2 separate regions of the Mus musculus genome follow, and region 2 is linked to region 1. The links are chromatin loops, found by intact Hi-C in ENCODE. Cell type or tissue: left cerebral cortex. All regions are shown on one strand. Each heading gives the region's core, and the rest is flanking DNA. Links, peaks and the distances in the headings are about the cores only. Region 1 has its middle 9.1 kb from the start of Gm33015. Region 2 overlaps Nell1 (NEL-like 1).

What was found. Peaks named below come from ENCODE experiments on the same cell type or tissue, not always from the same donor. Only the 100,000 strongest peaks of a DNase experiment are listed, where the experiment ranks them.
Region 2: it touches region 1 in a loop (3-fold over the local background); 7 of 42 quality-filtered maps call a loop at or near these places.

Annotation. Positions count from the first base shown.
Region 1 is chr7:51,433,549-51,436,469 of GRCm38, reverse strand. No RefSeq gene overlaps it. Among named protein-coding and RNA genes, the nearest start is that of Gm33015, 9.1 kb to the left of the region's middle. In left cerebral cortex, for the core only: a CTCF peak has its summit at 1,383 (motif pointing right); a DNase peak (open chromatin) is centred at 1,389.
Region 2 is chr7:50,729,731-50,732,651 of GRCm38, reverse strand. All of the region lies in intron 15 of Nell1 (NEL-like 1), which reads right to left. Among named protein-coding and RNA genes, the nearest start is that of 4933405O20Rik, 130 kb to the right of the region's middle. In left cerebral cortex, for the core only: a CTCF peak has its summit at 1,530 (motif pointing left); a DNase peak (open chromatin) is centred at 1,491.

The DNA.
Region 1 (2,921 bases), core at 146-2,645:
ACTCACATAATATATACTCACTGATAAGTGGATATTAGCCCAGAAACTTAGAAGACCCAAGATATAAGATACAATTTGCTAAACACATGAAACTCAAGAAGAATGAAGACCAAAGTGTGGACACTTTGCCCCTTCTTAGAATTGAGAACAAAACACCCATGGAAGGAGTTATAGAGACAAAGTTTGGAGACGAAAGGATGGACCATCTAGAGACTGCCCTATCCGGGATCCATCCCATAATCAGCCTCCAAACGCTGACACCATTGCATACACTAGCAAGATTTTGCTGAAAGTACCCAGATATAGCTGACTCTTGTGAGACTATGCCAGGGCCTAGCAAACACAGAAGTGGATGCTCACAGTCAGCTATTGGATGGATCACAGGGCCCCCAGTGGAGGAGCTAGAGAAAATACCCAAGGAGCTGAAGGGGTCTGCAACCCTATAGGTGGAACAACAGTATGAACTAACCAGTACCCCGGAGCTCTTGACTCTAGCTGCATATGTATCAAAAGATGGCCTAGTTGGCCATCACTGGAAAGAGAGCCCCATTATCTGCCTCAGTACAGGGGAATGCCAGGGCCAAGAAGTGAGAGTGGGTGGGGGAGCACGTGGGAAACTTTTGGGATAGCATTGGAAATGTAAATGAAATAAATACCTAATAAAAAACAAAATAAAAAAAAAGAAAGAAGAAAAAAAAAAGAGTAGGTTGTCTGGATGAAGTTTTCTTCTTTAAAGTATCCTATGTTGAAATTTTCTCCTTTGCTAGCTTTTTCTCTTTTGATACAGCACTGTGGCTAACTCAACTTGTTCATGACTAGACAGTAAGGTCCCTGTTGACACTGGTGATGTTAGGCGAGTTAGAGCACCTCACCTGGTACTTGGAATTTTATTACTTTAATAAGTTCCTCTTTGCCTTTCTTCTTTGAGAGCTTGATAATAAATGTCTTGGGATTGACTTGGCTGAGTTAAGAAATAACAGTCACATTTGGCTCCCCTGTATTAGATATAGGGTGTTTTACTGTTATTCTGTCTGTCTGTCTCTGTCTCTCTGTCTCTCTGTCTCTGTTTGCCTGTCTTTCTCTCTCTCATGTATTGTGCTTCTAGAACTCAAAATTTGTCCTTTGAATGCTGCTTCAAATTTCAGATAAGTGTTCTTCATTTTGTTCTCCTTCATGTGTCTTCAAACGGCATGTCTTCAAGCTCACCAATTCCTCCTTCCATTTGATATGTTCAGCTGTTGATGTTTCATATTTAAAATTTTGTCTAGAGAATACTGGGGTGTACAATTTTTGTTTGTTTCAGTCTTTGGTTATGTTAATCAATTTCCCTACTTTTAAGTACTTGGAGTCTTAAACTCCAGGTCTGTATTTCATGTGTTGTCATTCTTTCAGCACTAGATGGCACCCTAGGCCCAAGTTTGTCTATAACCATAGTTGGTGTCATCAGAATGGACTGGGTAGGGGTGTACCAAAAAAACCAAAACAAAAACCAAAACAAAACAAAAAACCACCAAAAAACAAAAAAAAAAACCACCAAAAAACCAAAACAAACAAACAAAAAAACCCCCCAAAAAAACAGATTTTAGAAGAAATGCTCTCAGTTTTTCTTTTTTTCCAGATTTACTGCAGTTTAGATATGGTTTTCTCTTATCCGTAGTTTCTTCAGGACTTTTATTGTGAAAAGTGTGTTGAATTCAAAAGGATTGTGTGACGTGATCTGTCCTAGGCTCCATTAAAATAGTGTATTATATTTACCGATTTGCATATGTTGAGCCAAATCTGCATCCTGGGTATGAAACCAGCATGATTGCGATGTACATCCTTCTTAATGTATTATCAAGTTCAGTTGGCAAGTCTTCTTTTGGCAGAAACTCAGCATCTATGTGTATCAGGGAGTTTGGTTTGTAGTTTCCTACTTTTGTTGTGTCTTTATGTGGTTTGGGTACCAGGGAATACTGATCTTGTGAGAGGGTTTTGGTAGTAGTGTTCTTTTCCTTTGATTTTTGTGGAACAGCTTGAGAAATATGGCATGCTGAATAGTTTTATGTCAACTTGACCCAAGCTAGAGTCATCTGAAAGGAAAGAGCCTCAATTGAGAAAATGCCTTCATAGAAGCATGCTATAGGAAGGTCTGTAGAAAACTTTCTTTATTAGTGATTGAGGGGAGGGCAAGCCCTTTGTTGATGGTGCCATCCCTGGACTGATGGGATTGAGTTTTATAGGAAAGCAGGCTGAGGAAGCTATGAGCAGCAAGCCAGTAAGCAGTGCCCCTCCATAGCTTCTGCATCAGCTCCTGCCTTCATATTCCTGCCCTCACTGCTTTTGATGATGAATTGTTACGTGGAACTTTAAGTGAAAATTAACCCTTCCCTCTCCAAGTTGTTTTTGGTCATGTTTCATCACAGAAATAGTAACCCTAAAAAAGACACATTGGCATTAAAATTTCATAAAAATTATGGTAGAATTCACCAGTAAATCTGTCCATTCCTGAGCTTTTGAGATTCCATCTTAACTCAGTCAGAATGACAATCATCAAGCAAACAAGTGACAACAGATGCTGACACAGAGGTACAGAAGGACTCCTTGCTCACTGGTGGTGAAAATGTAAACCAAAGGTAGAGTTTTCTCAAAACATGAAAACCAGAGATAGTACATGCATGGCCTAGCCTAGCCCTGCCACTCCTGGGCATATACCCCAAGGATTCTACATCTCCCCATAATAACACCTGCACACCAATGTTTATTGCCACAGTATTCACAACAACTGAGAAATTGGATCATCCTGAATTTCCATCAACAGGCAAGAAGGCAGTGAAAATGTGGCACAGAAACACAATGAAATATTACTTAGCTATAAGAAAAATATAATTATGAAATTTGCAAAAAACATATAGATCTAAAATATATTTTTTCAGAAAAGG
Region 2 (2,921 bases), core at 163-2,662, 700 kb after region 1:
CAGGCTGAAGACCAGAAAGCTTCTAACTTTTTTCTTATTGTTTCAGCTTTACTTGGTCAGGTGAATGGAAACAAAACCCATCTTTTGTAATGTACATGATTAAAAGCCCTGTCTTCAGATTCAGCTATCATTAAACAGGAGACACAACATGCTGTCATTTTCTCCATGCCCTTCCTAGAAAACATTAGGGATAAAAATAAAGAACAATGAAGCAAACAAGCATAATAAATAGATATCTAGTGCTGGGGAGATGTCTTCATGTCTAACCACTGGTCATGCAAGCCTAAGTGCTACAGTTCAGACCTCAAAAAAAATTCATTTAACTGTTGAATGGGCATGGTGACCCACTTATACTTTCACCCCTACAAAGGCAAAGGTGAGACAGAAGATTCTCATAGAACCTTGTGTCATATGAGCTAGCCATATAGGGAACTCAGGGTTTGCCTGAGAACCCTATTCTCCATGAATAAGGTGAAGGAAGAGAGATCTGGGGCAATCCCTGGGACCGACATCAGGTGTCAACATGCATAGGCACCCAGGCTTGCATGCAGCTACAAAGGTGTGTTCCTATATACCATGTATCATCATACACAATGAGAATAGAAAAAAAAAACCAAAGCAATGCAATAGACCTATAGCCTTGTGTCACTGCTGCATTCTCAATCTGGTGAAATGCACACAGAGACAGCAAGAAGAGAATGTCATGGATCACTGCAGTAAACCAATGAGGTTCTCTAGTGTTCTCAAGCTCATATCGAAAAACTTAATTCTTTTCAATCTGAGGAAAGGAATGTTAACCCAACTTGTCTAAATTGCTTATTTCTCTTTAGGGCAACTGGCTTCCAGGCAGCCACGGGCCATGTACCTCCAAATATACTTCTCTCCATCTCTCTTTAATAGCCTCATCCTTCCTTGCATGGCACTACTGAGAGCAAGGATAAGGGAAGGTGGGAGACATGATTCTCATTTGGTTCTTTCAGGGATGAAGTCTCAGACAAGGTCAATGTCTTCATTCCAAGCTCCATCTCACTCCAGTTCCAGAAAGCATAATTCCCCTGAAGCAGCAGACGGCATTGTTTGGATGCTGGACTGAAGAGATCCAGAGGCACTTGAGGGTGACCTTGATCCACTAGATGCCTTCATTTCTTGTTGATGTCTTTGGAGCATCTCACTATTGTTTAATGCCCCTTCCCAAGGCCAAACAGAGGAAAGGAAGATACTGGCATTGCCCTAAGAAAGAAAAGTAGCCACCCACGGCAGGGGTGACTGGTACTGGGGAAAAAAAAAAGATAATTTCTCAGAATTATCTGTGATAATATATTAATAGATTTAGTTATCAAATCTTATTTCAGATATATTTATTAACATCTTAAAATGCTCGTTCAGGGGACTAAAGAGACAGTGCAGTAGTCAGGTATATTCTTCTAGTAGACCAAATTTTAGCTTCTAGCTCTTGCTTTGCATGGCTCTCATTGCCCATAACTTCAGTTCCAAGTGTTTGGCACCCTCTTCTGGCTTCCAAGCACACCTGCACACACGTGGCAATTCAAATGCACTTCGGAGGGCAAAGTGTATAATGTATCAAAAGAAAATATGATATATTTACAAAGGGTAAGGGGATTTGAAACTAAAACAAGAGTTCGAGAGGAAAAGAAAGAGTTTAGCAGGCATAAACTAAGCCATTACAAAATTGTAGGTCAGTAAAATTTAGGGTCTATCTCCAAATCGTACCCAGGTTTACCTAGTTTTATCTTGTATTAGATCATTAAATCATAGACAGATGTCCACAGTTTGATTGGAAAATACATTTGTTATTCTTAAAAATATGCTTAAGTTATAGACACAAATGTGCAAATCTTTCTGGATAGATTATTCATAGGTTGCATTATCATGAGGAAAGAGGGAAGGGGAGAAAGAAAAGTTAATTTAAAAAAAACCAAACAAACTGTGTTTGGAAAATATCTGGGTGTTAAAAAATATTTCAGCATGTAAAAAGGTGGCAGATGCTCTTACAGAGGACCTCAGTTTGATACTAAGAATTCACACAGTAGCTCACAACCAACCATGATTTCAGCTCCAGGAAATCAGATGCCTTCTTCTGACCTCAGAAGATAATAGGCATGTACCCGGTGCACACATATACATGTAAGCAAAACAGTCATACATATAAAATGAAAGGAATCTACAGAAAAAGAAAAGGAGTAGGCTAAATGCCGGCATGTTGTGACTCACATCAGTATACTTTCTGGGAACACTTTCCCTCTTTCCTGTCCCATTCAACTATTCTAATTACCTTGATTTCCAGAGGCCCCTTCCCAGACCCAGTAGCATAGAACACCCATGTATCTTCCACCTGTTTCAGGCTTGTTAAACACAAATTCAGACTCTCTGGACAAAGAGCCTATTTGCTTATGTTCATGACTTTTTTCCTCCCTAATTTACTATTCTGAGTAGGTTTCTGTCATAAGGCTTCAGATAGCCCAGCGTGTCTTTAACTGGAGGGGTACAAGGACTTTACTACCGTCATGAGCAACAGAAACTTTGATCATGCCATTATTGCCTCTACAGAAGGAATATAAACAAAATGCTGTTTACATGTCCCCTCTGAGCCCCCACCTGCTGACAGCTGATGAAATATGCCTTGCGTTTTGCCTCTGGAAGGACTGATCCAAATTGTGACAGATTGCAGAAGGTAATAAATGTTGATATCTCACCATAGCCTCAAAAAATATTTTCCCTACATCAGAGCAATTGTTTACCACTTGCACACAGATGTCAAACATCCAGTGTTTGAGAAGGATGCATGGAAAGGCAGCTTAAAGCTGCATAAGAGGTATGTAGACAAGTACTGGACAGAATAGGAACAGAACCTGAAGATGGGTATTTTAAAAGACACAGAGCTTCCCTGGGACAAGAATTCT